2 separate regions of the Homo sapiens genome follow, and region 2 is linked to region 1. Evidence: read pairs that join two places in POLR2A ChIA-PET (ENCODE). Cell type or tissue: B cell. All regions are shown on one strand. Each heading gives the region's core, and the rest is flanking DNA. Links, peaks and the distances in the headings are about the cores only.

Region 1 (7,551 bases), core at 1,865-5,864:
GACAGCTGAAATCAGGAGTGGTTGGTTGCTCAGGAGGATCGAGAAGAGATGAAACCCTGCCACTTGCCTGAGGGACTCTGCTGTCTCGTTTCTTGCAGGTTAAAAGGCATCTTTCCAAAAATGGCTGAACCTGGTGTGGTGGCTATGCCTGTAATCCCAGCATTTTGGGAGGCCAAAGTGAGAGGATCACTTGAGGACAGGAGTTCAAGACCAGTTTGGGCAACCTAGGGAGACTCCATCTCTCTTTTTTTTTTTTTTTTTTTGAGATGGAGTCTTGCTCTGTCGCCCAGGCTGGAGTGCCGTGGCGCGATCTTGGCTCACTGCGAGCTCCACCTCCCAGGTTCACACCATTCTCCTGCCTCTCAGCCTCCCGAGTAGCTGGGACCACAGGCGCCCGCCACCACGCCCGGCTAATTTTTTTGTGCGTGTGTTTTTAGTAGAGATGGTTTCACCGTGTTAGCCAGGATGGTCTCGATCTCCTGACCTCGTGATCTGCCCTCCTCGGCCTCCCAAACCGCTGGGATTACAGGCATGAGCCACCGCGCCCGGCATTTTTTTTTTTTTTTTTGGAGACAGAGTCTCAGTCCATTGCCCAGGCTGGAGTGCAGTGGTGTGATCTCGACTCACTGCAACCTCCACCTCCCGGGTTCAAGCAGTTCTCCCACCTTAGCCTCCCAAGTATCTAGGGTTATAGGTGCACACCACCGTGTCTGGCTAATTTTTGTATTTTTTGGTAGAGGAGGGATTTCACCATGTTGACCAGGCTAGTCTCAAACTCCTGACTTCAGGTGATCTGCCCGCCTTGGCCTCCCAAAGTGCTGGGATTACAGGCGTGATGTACCATGCCCGAACACCATTTCTTAAAATAAATAAATTAGGCCGGGTGCGGTGGTTCATGGCTATAATCCCAGCACTTCAGGAAGCCGAGATGGACAGATTGCTTGAGCCCAGGAGTTCAAGACCAGCCTGGACAAAGTGGTGAAACCCCCTCTCTACAAAAAATACAAAAATTGGCTGGGTGCAGTGGCTCACGCCTGTAACCCCAGCACTTTGAGAGGCCGAGGTGGGTGGATCACGAGGTCAGGAGATCGAGACCATCCTGGTCAACATGGTGAAACCCCGTCTCTACTAAAAATACAAAATTAGCTGGGCATGGTGGCGCACTTACCTGTAGTCCCAGCTACTCGGGAGGCTGAGGCAGGAGAATCAATTGAACCTGGGAGGTGGAGGTTGCAGTGAGCCAAGATCAGGCCACTACACTCCAGCCTGGCGACAGAGCAAGACTCTGTCTCACGGTGAAACCCCGTCTCTACTAAAAAAAAAAAAAAAAAAAAAATTAGCCGGGCGTGGTGGCGGGCGCCTGTAGTCCCAGCTACTCGGAGAGGCTGAGGCAGGAGAATGGCGTGAACCCGGGAGGCGGAGCTTGCAGTGAGCCGAGGCTGCGCCACTGTACTCCAGCCTGGGTGACAGAGCGAGACTCCGTCTCAAAAAAAAAAAAAAAAAAAAAAAAAAAAAAAATTAGCCAGGTGTGGTGGTGTGTGCTTGTAGTCCCAGCTGTTCAGGAGGCTTAGGTGGGAGGGAGGATTGCTTGAGCCCCGGAGACGGAAGTTGCAGTGAGCTGTGATCACACTACTGTACTCCAGCCTGACAGCCTGGGCAACAGAGTGAGACCCTGTCTAAAAAACAGAAAAGTAAAGAAAAAAATAAAATAATTAATTAAGATGGCTGAGTGCTGGCTGGTGTTGTCTCCTCAGCAAGACAGAAGCTCCCTGAGGGCCAGCGCCCACCCTGATTTATTCCTCCTAGTGTCCTTGGGTCCCCAGCTGCCTGGCACAGAGCTTTGGTCCTTGGTGCTCGGTAGAAGTGTCTGGCTGATGTAGAGGAGGGAGCCTGAGTTACAATCCCCCCTCCCCTGCCACTCAGTCTTCGTGTGACATTGGATGTGTCACTTCTTCTTTCTGTGCTCTGGGCCATGAGAACGGGGTCCTTGGGCTATGATGGTGACCTCTGATTCAGACTCCTGCCTGTCTGGTGCCTCTGAGTCAGTGAGAAGAGCGCGGCTGTGACCTCCCTAGACTGTTGTGGTTAAGATTGAGGGACTGCCACTTCCTAGAAATTACCTTGGTCACAGTGGTTAAGCCGTCCAATCTAAGATAAATATTGTACCAAAAAAAATTAAAAAATAAAAACCCACAAAAACACGTCTGAGCTTCTGTAATAGCCTCTGAGAAGCAAGGATGATTCTGGCCCCTGCCTCATGGGCCAGGATCAGAAGTGACGGTAAATGGCAGCTGGAACAAACTCAGGATTACATTTTGGGGATTTGTTTGTTTGCTTGAGACAGAGTCTTGCTCTGTTGCCCAGGCTGGAGTGCAGTGGTACGACCTCGGCCCACTGCAACCTCCACCTCCTGGGTTCAAGTGATTCTCCTGTCTCAGCCTCCTGAGTAGCTGGAATTACAGGCGCCCGCCACAATGCCAGCTAATTTTTGTATTTTTAATGGAGACAGCGTTTTGCCATGTTGATCAGGCTGGTCTCGAACTCCTGATCTCAAGTGATCTGCCCGCCTCAGCCTCCCAAAGTGTTGGGATTACAGGTGTGAGCCACCACCCCTGGCCAGGATTGCATTTTGGAAAGATCACTGCTTAATTATAACAGTTGGCCAGACATGATGGCTCACACCTGTAATCCTGCATTTTGGGAGGCTAAGGAGGAAGAATCACTTGAGGTCAGGAGTTTGAGACCAGCCTAGGCAACATAGCAAGACCCCATCTCTACAAAACACACACACACAAAATTAACCAAGAGTGGTGGGGTGAAGCTGTGGTCCCAGCCACTCAGGAGGCAGAGGCAGGAGGATCCCTTGAGCTCAGGAGGTGGAAACTGCAGTGAGCTATGATTACACCATTGCACTCCAGCCTGGGCAACAGAGTGAGACACTGTTTCAAAAAAAACCAAAAAATTGTAACAGTAACACATACACCTTGTAACAAATTCAACAGTATTGACATCTATAAAGTAGCAAATTATACCAAGATACACACACACACACACACACACACACACACACACACGCGCGCGCGCAAAGTAACAAATAAGCCGGAGCAGTAGCTCATGCCTGTAATCTCAGCACTTTGGGAGGCCTAGGCGGGTGGATCACCTGAGGTCGGGAATTCAAGATCAGCCTGACCAACATGGAGAAACCCTGTCTCTACTAAAAAATACAAAATTAACCAGGCGTGGTGGCGCATGCCTGTAATCCCAGCTACTCAGGAGGCTGAGGCAGGAGAATCGCTTGAATCTGGGAGGCAGAGGTTGCTGTGAGCTGAGATCACGTCACTGCACTCCAGCCTGGACAGCAAGAGGGAAACTTCTTCTCAAAAAAAAAAAAATAAGTAAAATAACAAATGAAAGGTGACAATTTCACCAAGTGCCTCTCCCCAGAAGTAACCTCAGTTACTTTTTTTTTTTTTTGAGATAGTCTCCCAAACTGGAGTGCAGTGGCGTGATCACAGCTCACTGCAGCCTCCACTTCCCAGACAAGAACGATTCTCATGCCTCAGCCTCCCAAATAGCTGGGATTATAGGCATGCATCACCAGGCCTGACTCATTCTTTTGTATTTTTTAGTAGAGGTGGGTTTTTGCCATATTGGCCAGGCTGGTCTTGAACTCCTGTCCTCAAGTGATCTGCCTGCCCCTACCTACCAAAGTGCTGGGATTACAGGCATGAGCCACTGCACTCAGCCCTGTTTACATTTTGTCCAGATTCATTTCACTCCGCTAGGCAGGCAGCTGGAGCCAAACAACTGGGTCCCTGCCGTGTAGCAGTTGCAAGTGGCGGTTGAGGGTGGGCCAAAGGAGGGGTTCCTGTGCCTTGCCTAGCGCTAATGGCCTGGGTTGCCTGGGGGTGGGTGTTACTTAACTCTCCCTCAGAGGGGAACTGGGCTCCCCTGCAACTGTCACATCAGGTCTAGCACTCTGCTTTCAGTATAAGAAAAACAGGCCCTGAGATTTTTTTTTTTTTTTTTTTCCCCTGAAACGGAGTCTCATTCTGTTTCCCAGGCTGGATTGCAGTGGTGTGATCTCGGCTCACTGCAACCTCTGCCTCCTGGGTTCAAGCGATTCTCCTGCATCAGCCTCAGTAGCTGGGATTACAGGCACGTGCCACCATACCCAGCTAATTTTTTGTATTTTTAGTAGGGATGGGGTTTCACCATGTTGGCCAGGCTGGTCTCCAACTCCTGACCTCAAGTGATCTGCCTGCCTCAGCCTCTCAAAGTGCTGGGATTACAGGTGTGAGCCACTGTGCCCAGCCCTGAGATAATTCTCCTTCTAGAAGTTTTCTTACACATTACTTTCACAGCATTGGTCCAGGGACCACCACTGCAGCCTTGTTGGTAAGAGGGAAACAATTATTTATTTATTTATGTATTTTGAGAAAGAGTCTCGCTCTGTTGCTCAGTCTGGAGTGCAGTGGCGTCATATCGGCTCACTGCAACCTCCGCCTCCCGGGTTCAAGCAATTCTCTGCCTCAGCCTCCCAAGTAGCTGGGACTACAAGCACACGCCACCATGCCCAGCTAATTTTTGTATTTTTAGTAGAGACGGGGTTTCACTATATTGGTCAGGCTGGTCTCAAACTCCTGACCTCAGGTGATCCACCTGCCTCGGCCTCTGAAAGTGTTGGGATTACAGGTGTGAGCCACCATGCCTGGCCTAGAAGGAAAGATTTAAAAAGACCACGGCTGGGTGCGGTGGCTCACGCCTGTAATCCCAGCACTTTGAGAGGCCGAGGTGGGTGGATCATGAGGTCAGGAGTTCAAGACCAGCTTGGCAAAGATGGCGAAACCCCATCTCTACTAGAAATACAAAAATTAGCTGGGCATGGTGGCGTGTGCTTGTAGTCCCAGCTACTTGGGAGGCTGAGGCAGAGAATTGCTTGAACCCGGGAGGCGGAGGTTGCAGTGAGCCAAGATCGTGCCACTGCACTCCAGCCTGGCTGATGGAGTGAGACTCCATCTCAAAAAAAAAACCTCAATGAGGCTGAGCACTTTGGCACTTTGGCTCACGCCTGCAATCCCAGCACTTTGGGAGGTTGAGGCAGGAGGATCACCTGACCCTGTGAATTTGAGGCTGCAGTGAGCTATGATCCTGCCATTGCACTCTAGTCTGAGTGACAGAGCAAGATTCTGTCTCTCAAAACAACCCCCAAAACCAATAAAATCCTGCAAGGGGCACTAGCAAGGAGCCAGTGACATAAGGCAGAAGCTTCGTGGCTGTCAAAAAGAAGTGCGATCTTTTTCCTTGTTCCTGGGAATCCTGCAAACATGTCTGCCCCATAGGTAATGCGTAGACAAGGTCATTTGTTATGACATTGAGGATTGCAAAATTGTTCGAAGTGTTACAGGAAAGGGGTCTCGATCCAGACCCCAAGAGAGCATTCTTGGATCTTATGCAAGAAACAATTCAGGACTGGGCACAGTGGCTCATGCCTGTAATCCCAGCACTTTGGGAGGCCAAGGCAGGTGAATCACCTGAGGTCAGGAGTTCAAGACCAGCCTGACCAACATGGTGAAATGCCGTCTCTACTAAAAATACAAAATTAGCCAGGCATGGTGGTGGGGGCCTGTAATCCCAGCTACCTGGGAGGCTGAGGCAGGAGAATTGCTTAATCGGTTGAACCCAGGAGATGGAGGTTGCAGTGAGCCAACATTACACCCATGTACTCCAGCCTGGGTGACAGAGTGAGACTCCATCTCAAAAAAGAAAAAAAAAAAAGTGGAGTGCAGTAACGGGAATGTGTGCAGAACTATGTGTATATTGTGTTGCTTTTGGTGTAAAAAATGGGAATGTGTTTGCAGTGGCATGCCCCTGTAATCTCATCTACTCGGGAGGCTGAGATGGATCACTTGAGCCCAGGAGCTCAAGACCAGCCTGGGCAACATAGCAAAACTCTGTCTCTGAAAAACAGTCTGGAAGCAATAGCTCATGCCTGTAATCCCAACACTTTCGGAGGCTGAGGCAGGAGGATTGCTTGAGCCCAGGAGTACAAGACCGGTTTGGGCAACAGAACAAGACTCCCATCTCTACAAAAAAAAAAAATCTAAAAATTAGTTAGGAGTGGTGGTGCGTGCCTGTAGTCCTAGCTACTTGAGAGGCTAGGGTGGGAGGATTTCTTGAGCCCAGGAGTTTGAGGCTGCAGGGAGCTATGATTGCACCACTGCACTCCAGCCTGGACAATATAGCAAGACCCCTCTCCCTAAAGAAATAATAGGCCGGGCACGGCGGCTCACGCCTGTAATCCCAACACTTTGGGAGGCTGAGGCGGGCAGGTCATGAGGTCAGGAGATTGGGACCATCCTGGCCAACATGGTGAAACCCCATCTCTACTAAAAATACAAAAATTGCCAGGCGCGGTGGCTCACTCCTGTAATCCCAGCACTTTGGGAGGCTGAGGCAGGCGGATCACGAGGTCAGGAGATTGAGACCATCCTGGCTAACACGATGAAACCCCATCTCTATTTAAAAATACAAAAAACGAGCCGGGTGTGGTGGCAGACGCCTGTAATCCCAGCTACTTGGGAGGCTGAGGCAGGAGAATGGTGTGAACCCGGGAGGCAGAGCTTGCAGTGAGCCGAGATCACGCCGCTGCACTCCAGCCTGGGCGACAGAGCAAGACTCCATCTCAAAAAAAAAAAAAAAAAAAAAAAAAATTAGCTGGGCGTGGTGGCGCGTGCCTATAATCCCAGCTACTCAGGAGGCTGAGCCAGGAGAATTGCTTGAATCTGGGAGTTGGAGGTTTCAGCGAGCCGAGCTCACGCCACTGCACTCCAGCCTGGTGACAGAGTGAGACTCCATCTCAAAAAAAAAAAAAAAGAAAAAAAAAAGAAAATAATAAAGGGAATGTTTTGATTATGGAGGCATAGACTATATAGAGAAAGAAAATGATTAATATTAGTTGCCCCTGGGGTGGAGGAAGACTTGCTTTATGTTGTACCCTTCTTTCTGCTTGGATTTTATTGAATTAATTTTTTTTTTGAGACAGAGTCTTGCTCTATCACCCAGGCTGGAGTGCAGTGGCACAATCTCAGCTCACTGCAATCTCCGCCCTCACCTCTCCACCCCCTTTACCCGCAAACCCCCTAGGCTCAAGTGATTCTCTCGCCTCAGCCTCCCAAGTAGCTGGGATTACAGTCATGTGTCACCACGCCTAGATAAGTTTTGTATTTTTAGTAGAGATGGGGTTTCACCATGATGGCCAGGCTGGTCTTGAACTTCTGACCTCAAGTGATCCGACCACCTAGGCCTTGCAAAGTGCTGGCATTACAGGTGTGAGCCATCGTGCCTGGCCTATTTTATTTACTTATTTTTTTTGAGACAGATTCTTGCTCTGTCACCCAGGCTGGAGTACAGTGGCACAATCTCAGCTCATTGCAACCTCCGCCTCCTGGGTTCAAGCAATTCTCCTGCCTCAGCCTCCTGAGTAGCTAGGACCATAGGCTCCTGCCACCACAACTGGCCAATTTTTTTTTTTCAGGCAGAGTTTAACTC
Region 2 (7,551 bases), core at 1,645-5,644, 1.1 Mb after region 1:
ACCACGCCCGGCTAATATTTTGTATTTTTAGTAGAGACGGGGTTTCACCGTGTTAGCCAGGGTAGTCTCGATCTCCTGACCTCGTGATCCGCCCGCCTCAGCCTCCCAAAGTGCTGGGATTACAGGCATGAGCCACCGCGCCTGGCCTGCTGCTATTTTTTGATAGGGTCTCACTCTGTCGCCAGGCTGGAGTGCTGTGACGCGATCTCGGCCCACTGCAACCTCTGACTCCCGGACTCAGGTCATCCTCCCACCCCAGCATTCCGACTAGTGTGCACCATCGTGCCCAGCTAATTTTTTTATGAGGGTCACTTTTTTTTTTTTTTTTTTTTTTGAGACAGAGTCTCGCTCTGTCGCCCAGGCTGGAGTGCAGTGGCGCAATCTCGGCTCACTGCAAGCTCTGCCTCCCAGGTTCATGCCATTCTCCTGCCTCAGCCTCCCGAGTAACTGGGACTACAGGTGCCCGCCACCACACCCGGCTAATTTTTTCTGTTTTTAGTAGAGATGGGGTTTCACCGTGTTAGCCAGGATGGTCTCGATCTCCTGAACTCGTGACCCGCCCGCCTTGGCCTCCCAAAGTGCCAGGATTACAGGCGTGAGCCACTGCGCCCGGCCGAGGGTCACTTCTTAAGCGTCACCCATGGACAAGATTTCGGTCACCAGGCAGAGTTAGACACAGTTTCATCCTTCCTCAGCCACTTTTGTCTAATGGGATAGTGAGCCCGGTTCGTGCCCTCACAAGTCTCCAAAGCCTTCACATGCTGCATAACGCTCTGTTCTTCCTTCCCTTATAGCTGCAGCTGTCACCTCCACCTCCTCTGGGAAGCCTTCCCTGAACTCCCACTGGGTCAGTGGCCTCTTCTGGGACCCAGGGCTGACGTCTCTTTCCCTCCTGCAAGAATGTGAGACCCTGGGTGTCATCTGTATCTCAAACACACCCTCCTAACAGTGCATACGGCCAACAGGATTATTCACTCACTCTACAATTCATGTAGTCTATTCTCTATGGTGGGCTCCGTGCTAGGCACTAAGGATTTAGTGGTGAACAAGACCAAGATGTGGACCCTGCCCTACTGGAGCCCACAATCTGATTGGGAAGATAGAAAGTTAACAATAGTGGTGAGTGCTATCAGGCCTTTTTTGTTTTTTGTTTTTTTTGGAGACAGAGTTTCGCTCTTGTTGCCCAGGCTGGAGTGCAATGGCGCGATCTCCACTCATCGCAACCTCTGCCTCCCAGTTTCAAGCAATTCTCCTGCCTCAGCCTCCCGAGTAGCTGGGATTACAGGCATGAGCCATCACGCCCGGCTAATTCTTGTATTTTTAGTAGAGATGGGGTTTCACTATGTTGGTCAGGCTAGTCTCGAACTCCTGACCTCAGGTGATCTGCCTGCCTCGGCCTCCCAAAGTGCTGGGATTACAGGTGTGAGCCACCGCGCCCAGCGCAATCAGGATTTAAACAGGATAATTTGAGTCTTTAGGTGGAGGAGTTCGGGATTTTAGTTGGAGGGATGGGTGAAGGACGCCAAGGAGGTGAGATTTGAGCCAAAGCCAGAAGGCTGAGAAAATCCCCGTATGTGAAGATGCAGAGAGGCCATTTCCTGCACATGGGAAGACAGAACAGCAAAAGCCGTGAGGCTGGAATGAGCCTACCTTGTTGGAGGAGACAGACATCCTCCTTGACATCCTCGCTTGGACCTCAAAGTTGCCCCCTCAGCTCCCTCTCCACCTATCCCTGATCTTTCTGCATCTCAGCAAACGGCCCCACCCTCCACTCATCCACTAGACTGAAAAATAGGGATTGGGGCTGGGCGCGGTGGCTCACACCTGTAATCCCAGCACTTTGGGATGCCAAGGAGGGCAGATCACCTGAGGTTAGGAGTTAGAGACCAGCCTGGACAACATGGCGAAACCCCGTCTCTACTAAAAAATACAAAAATTAGCCGGGTGTGGTGGCGCACACCCATAATCCCAGCTACTCAGGAGGCTGAGGCAGGAGAATCACTTGAACCCGGGAGGTGGAGGTTGCAGTGAGCTGAGATGGTGCCACTGCACTCCAGCCTGGGCAACAGAGCGAAACTCCGTCTCAAAAATAGATAAATAAAAATTAAAAATGAGGAGCGCAGCTTGCTGTCTCCCCTTTTCTCACACCCCACATCCATCCTTCTCAGCATGTCTGCCAACCTCTACCTATAAAGTAGGTCCGAAATCCAGGTGTTTTCTTTATCCCCATAGCCTGCAAGCTGGCTTTGGTATCCTCCAACCCATCTCCCACCTAACAGCTAAAATCAGAGAGCTTTTTTTTTTTTTTTTTTTTTTTTGAGACGGAGTCTTGCTCTGTCGCCCAGGCTGGAGTGTAGTGGTGTGATTTCGGCTCACTACAAGCTCCACCTCCCGGGTTCACGCCAGTCTCCTGCCTCAGCCTCCCAAGTAGCTGGGACTACAGGCGCCCGCCACACGCCCAGCTAATTTTTTGTATTTTTAGTAGAGACGGGGTTTCACCATGTTAGCCAGGATGGTCTTGATCTCCTGACCTCGTGATCCGCCCACCTCAGCCTCCCAAAGTGCTGGGATTACAGGCATGAGCCACCGTGCCCAGCCGCTGAGCTTTTTTTTTTGATGCAGGGTCTCACTCTGTCACCAGGGCTGGAGTGCAGTGGGACAATCACACCTCACTGCAGCTTCGACCTCCTGGCCTCAAGTGATCCTCCCACTTCAGCCTCCCCAGTAGCTGGGACTACAGGTGCATGCCACAGCTCTTTAACCATAAATCAAACATGTCACTGTTAAAACCTCCTAATGGTAGCTTCCCCCTGGGAGTAAAATCCAAGCTTTTCACAGTGGCCTTAAAGGGCACCTCTCAACCTCCCTGCTGCCATCTCCCACCATGCTGGCCCTCCCTCCCTCTCTCCTCTCCAGCTACACAGACCTCTTTGCTATTCCTGGAACCCACCAAGCTCTTTTTTGTCCAAGGAGTCAGGTACTTGCCGCTCCTTCTGCCTAGAACACCCCATTTCTCAGTTCCTTCTCCTCCTTTGGGCCTAAGTTCAAATGTCACCTCCTCTGAGAGGCCTGCCCTGACCACTCCTCTCCCCTTTACTTTGATTTTATTCTTCTTTCATATGCCCTTTCACATGTATACTCTTTCACTGAGTACATTTTCTGTTGTCCATCCCTGCCTAACTAGAAAGGCAGCTCCATGAGGGCAAGGTTTTGTCTTGTTTCATTGCTAATTTGGGTTTTTGCACAGTGCTGGGCACATATTAGAATCTCGGGGCAGGGCTCAGTGGCTTATGCCTATAATTCCTTTGGAAGGCCAAGGCAAGAGGATCGTTTGAGGCCAGGAGTTCAAGACCAGCCTGGGCAACATAGTAAGAACCATCTCTACAAAAAGTTAAAAACATAAATTAGCAGGGCACGGTGGCTCACGCCTATAATTCTAGCTAATCAGGAGGCTGAGTTGAGAGGATCACTTGAGCCCAGGAGTTTGAAGTTACAGTGAGCTATGATTGTACCACTGCACTCCAGCCTGGACGACAGAGCGAGAACCTGGGCTTAAAAAAAGAAAAGAAGGCCAGGCACGATGGCTCACACCTGTAATCCCAGCACTTTGGGAGGCCGAAGCAGGTGGATCACTTGAGGTCAGGAGTTCGAGACCAGCCTGGCCAACATGGTGAAACCCCTTCTCTACTAAAAATACAAAAATTAGCCAGGTGTGGCCGGGCGCAGTGGCTCATGCCTGTAATCCCAGCACTTTGGGAGGCTGAGGCAAGTGGATCACCTGAGATCAGGAGTTCAAGACCAGCCTGACCAACATGGTGAAACCTCATCTCTACTAAAAATACAAAAAATTAGCCGAGCATGGTGGCACATGCCTGTAATCCCAGCTACTCGAGAGGCTGAGGCAGAAGAATCGCTTGAACCCAGAAGGCGGAGGTTGCAGTGAGCCGAAATCACGCTATTGCACTCTAGCCTGGGCAACAAGAGCGAAATACCATCTCAAAAAAAAAAAAAAAAAAAAAATTAGCCGGGTGTGGTAGCATACGCCTGTAATCCCAGCTACTCAGGAGGCTGAGGCAGGAGAATCACTTGAGCCCGGGAGGTGGAGGTTGAAAGTGAGCTGAGATCGCACCACTGCACTCCAACATGGGTGATAGAGCAAGACTCTCTCTCAAAAAAAAAAAAAAAAAAAAAAAAAAGAACGAAGGCATTGGAGATTTGAGCCTGAGCAGTGGCGACAACAGGAGGAGAGGCAAGGCTGCATGTTGGAGATGGCAGAGGCTGACAAAGCAGATGTGTTGGGAACAGTTAGCAGGAGATCCAGCAGGCCAGGGGGAGGCCAGGGCCTCCTCACTCCCCCAGCCAAGGCACCTAGCCCACAGGGACCCAGGTGACACATGACACCAGAGGAGCCACAGGGCCTCCTGGGGCAGGGACCCCCTCAGCCGAGGCAGCAGCTGCTGCTGCAGCTGGTGACATTTCACTCCATGAGAGCCCTGGCTTCAAAGTCTTTGCAGGGGTAGCCGAGGGAGAAAAGGGGGTTGAAGAGGACAGGCTGGGTTGGGGAGGGAGCCACAGCAGGGTGGCCACCAGAGGACCAGGCAGCCAGAGGTGACTTGGGCCGGAGCCCTTAGCCGAGGTGTGTGGGCCTGATGGGTCCAGGAGCAGCCACCCTCATCCTGCAGCCCCCAAGGAACATAGAAGGAGGTGTGGGAACCCTCGGGCAGCCCTAGGCTCCCCCTAGGGGACTGAGGTTGGGCCTGCTGCCCACGGCCTGCCCACTTTACCCAGATGTCCAGCAAGGTGGCCATCAACAGTGACATTGGGCAGGCCCTCTGGGCAGTGGAGCAGCTCCAGATGGAGGCAGGCATCGACCAAGTGAAGGTGAGGGTCGGGGCCAGTGCAGGAGGCGGGAAGAGGTGGGAACACATGGGCCAGGGGACAGGTGCATGCCTGGGTCTGGTCTGGCTGAACCAGTTGGTCTGCAGGTGTCCAAAGATGGCCGCCGATCTGCTGAAGTTCTGCACGGAGCAGGCCAAGAATGACCCCTTCCTTGTGGGCATCCCGGCCGCCACCAACTCCTTCAAGGAGAAGAAGCCCTATGCCATCCTATGAACCCAGGGCAATGCCACCCTGTGGCCTGGGCAAACCAGGGGGCCTCAATAAACATGAAGTGAATACTTCTCAGGGCATGGCTGAGCTGGGCTGAGATGGGAGACCAGAGGGACTTTGGGCTTGCAGGGGCCAGGTGCGTACCTGGCCCAGCCTCCCTCCCTGCCTGCCCCCGGGGTCACAGCCACAGCAGCACACACACACCCTGGAGCCCCAGACGGAGAGCACGCCATCCCTCTTGCCCTCGCCAGCACCCATGGGATAGCCTGAGCAGGTACCCTTTCCCACCGTGCAGACAAATGGCCAGGATTTGAGTCATAATCTATACACCACACGCGTCACACATCACACACACACGTGACATCATAGACACAGATGCCCACGATCCTCAGGACTCTCCCTCTTCAAATGCACAGCAACAGCTGACATGCACCCCCAGCCCAGACTTGCTATCTCTCCCAGTCACTCCCATGCAGGCCCGCAGCCCCACAGCCCCAAGCAGGCACAGGCAGAACCCCAGCAGGCAAACCACACTCACACTCCAGGCCCAAGCACCAACATGTCAGGTTTATTTCTCCTTCGCTCTCAACTGAGAGCGGGGCATCCAAATCATAACAAAACCAGGGCCCAAGAGTGGGAAGCGGCCCCCTGGGTGGGCCTGAACCCCAATTTCACCCTTCCCCCGGGCATAGGGCCCAGGCCAGGACGCTCACCCGAATGTGGCTGGGACTCCTTGTGCCCTAGGCCCACGGGGCGGAGGCAGCACCAACATTGGGGATGGTCCCCCAAGAACAGAGGAGGAAGCCCAGCCTCCGGCAGGCAGTATCCACATCCACGCCCACCTGCTCAGGCCTGCAGCCTCCAGACCTCTAGCGACAGGTCTCCAGAGCCGGCCACCACCAGGTTGCCCTCAGCACAGACCTGGGAAGGGGGAGGAACATGAGGAGTCAGGGACGATGGCGCTCTGGCCAGCTGGGCAGGGCACATGGGGCAGGACCTTACCCTATTGAGCCCATTGTCATGCCTTCGGGTGCAAATGGTCCTTGGTGGGTCTGTGGGCACGTGCACCTAGTGAGGGGCAATGGGCGAGGTCAAGAGGTGTGCCCCTGGCTGATGGAGGTAGGGGAGAGGCAGGGACTGTCCTGGGGTGGGGGCTGGGCAGGAGCCTCACCCGGATGGTCTTGTCAGTGGATGTGGTGTACAAGGCTCCCACGGAGTACTGGATCCCAGTGATGGGAAAGCTGTGGCCCACATCAAAGGACTGCAGGAGGAGGATCAGGCAACACTCAGTCGAGGCTCTCCCAAGGCCCGCCCTCCCCCACACCACCAGGGGCTCGGGTAGGAAGGAAGCCCGGGGGGAGGGACAGTCAGGGGCAGGAGCTCCAGCAGACCCGGATAAGCTGGAAGCAGCCGTTGCGGTTGGCGAAGACGTGCAGCAGGCCCTGGTTGTCACCAGCCCAGAGCTGGGGTTCCTGGTAGGACATGCAGAGCAGGTAGGAGTCCAGCTACGAGAGGGACAAGGGACGGGACAGCTCAGGCCGGGCTGGGCCTGCAACAGTCCCCATCCCTCCAGGCCCCTGGGGAGGGCCCACCTGCAGACGCTGCAGGACGCTGTTGGCTCGGCGGTCCACCACCACCAGGGTGTGGTCCTCGCTGCCTGAGATGATGTGCCGGTCATCCGCCAGCAGGGTCAGCACGGGTCTGGAGTGTAGTTGCTGGTGCTTCAACAGGGCTGGGCCGGCTTCATGGGTGATGGGCCGGTGAGGAGGGATATCAGAGCCCCTCGAAGGCCCCCCCCAGCCCATGAGAGCATCCCGGGTCTCCATCCTGTCTGGCAAAACCCTCGATCTGCTCATTCCCCCACCCCACAGAGTGACCCATCTCTCCTCTCCCGCCTCAGGTAAATCCAGGCTTCCACAGGAGCCCCAGGCCTCTGCCCATCCCCGTCCACATCCCATATCCCTCCTCCGATCCCATCTACTGTTCTTAGCACAGAGCTGACCAAGGTGGTCTCAGTCTTGCATCCACCCTCAGGTTGGCCTGAAACATGCCTATCCCGCAGCCCCGCTCCAGCTCTGCCTGGACAAGGTACACTGGCCCTTCAATTAACAAAAGTAGAATGAATAAATAGGCCAGGCACAGTGGCTCACACCTGTAATCTCAGAATTTTGGGAGGCTGATATGGGCAGATCATCCGAGCCCAGGAGTTCAAGATCACCTTGGGCAACGTGGCAAGACCCCGTTCTCCATTTAAAAAAAAGAAAAATGGCCGGGCGCGGTGGCTCACATCTGTAATCCCTGCACTTTGGGAAGCTGAGGTGGGTGGATCACCTGAGGTCAGGAGTTCATGACCAGCCTGGCCAACATGGTGAAACCTTGTCTCTACTGCCTCAGCCTCTGGAGTAGCTGGGACTACAGGTAGGCGCCACCACATCCAGCATA

What was found. Peaks named below come from ENCODE experiments on the same cell type or tissue, not always from the same donor. Only the 100,000 strongest peaks of a DNase experiment are listed, where the experiment ranks them.
Region 2: POLR2A ChIA-PET joins it to region 1 with 7 read pairs; 3 of 35 experiments call an interaction of 5 or more read pairs at or near these places.

Annotation. Positions count from the first base shown.
Region 1 is chr19:11,566,390-11,573,940 of GRCh38, forward strand. No RefSeq gene overlaps it. Among named protein-coding and RNA genes, the nearest start is that of ACP5, 7.5 kb to the right of the region's middle. RefSeq lists a silencer at 1,484-1,533 and an enhancer at 1,944-2,033. In B cell, for the core only: no CTCF peak of the experiment used is centred there; DNase peaks (open chromatin) are centred at 1,992 and 3,862; H3K4me3 peaks cover 10 bases; H3K27ac peaks cover 1,533 bases.
Region 2 is chr19:12,683,261-12,690,811 of GRCh38, forward strand. GNG14 (G protein subunit gamma 14) reads left to right here and starts at 4,738. Exons shown (of 1, transcript NM_001316692.2): 1 at 4,738-5,162. The coding sequence starts at 4,789. The coding sequence ends at 5,112. It overlaps FBXW9 (F-box and WD repeat domain containing 9), which reads right to left. Exons shown (of 10, transcript NM_032301.3): 6 at 6,702-6,850; 7 at 6,501-6,614; 8 at 6,281-6,370; 9 at 6,112-6,177; 10 at 5,656-6,030. The coding sequence ends at 5,956. RefSeq lists an enhancer at 1-363. In B cell, for the core only: no CTCF peak of the experiment used is centred there; no DNase peak of the experiment used is centred there.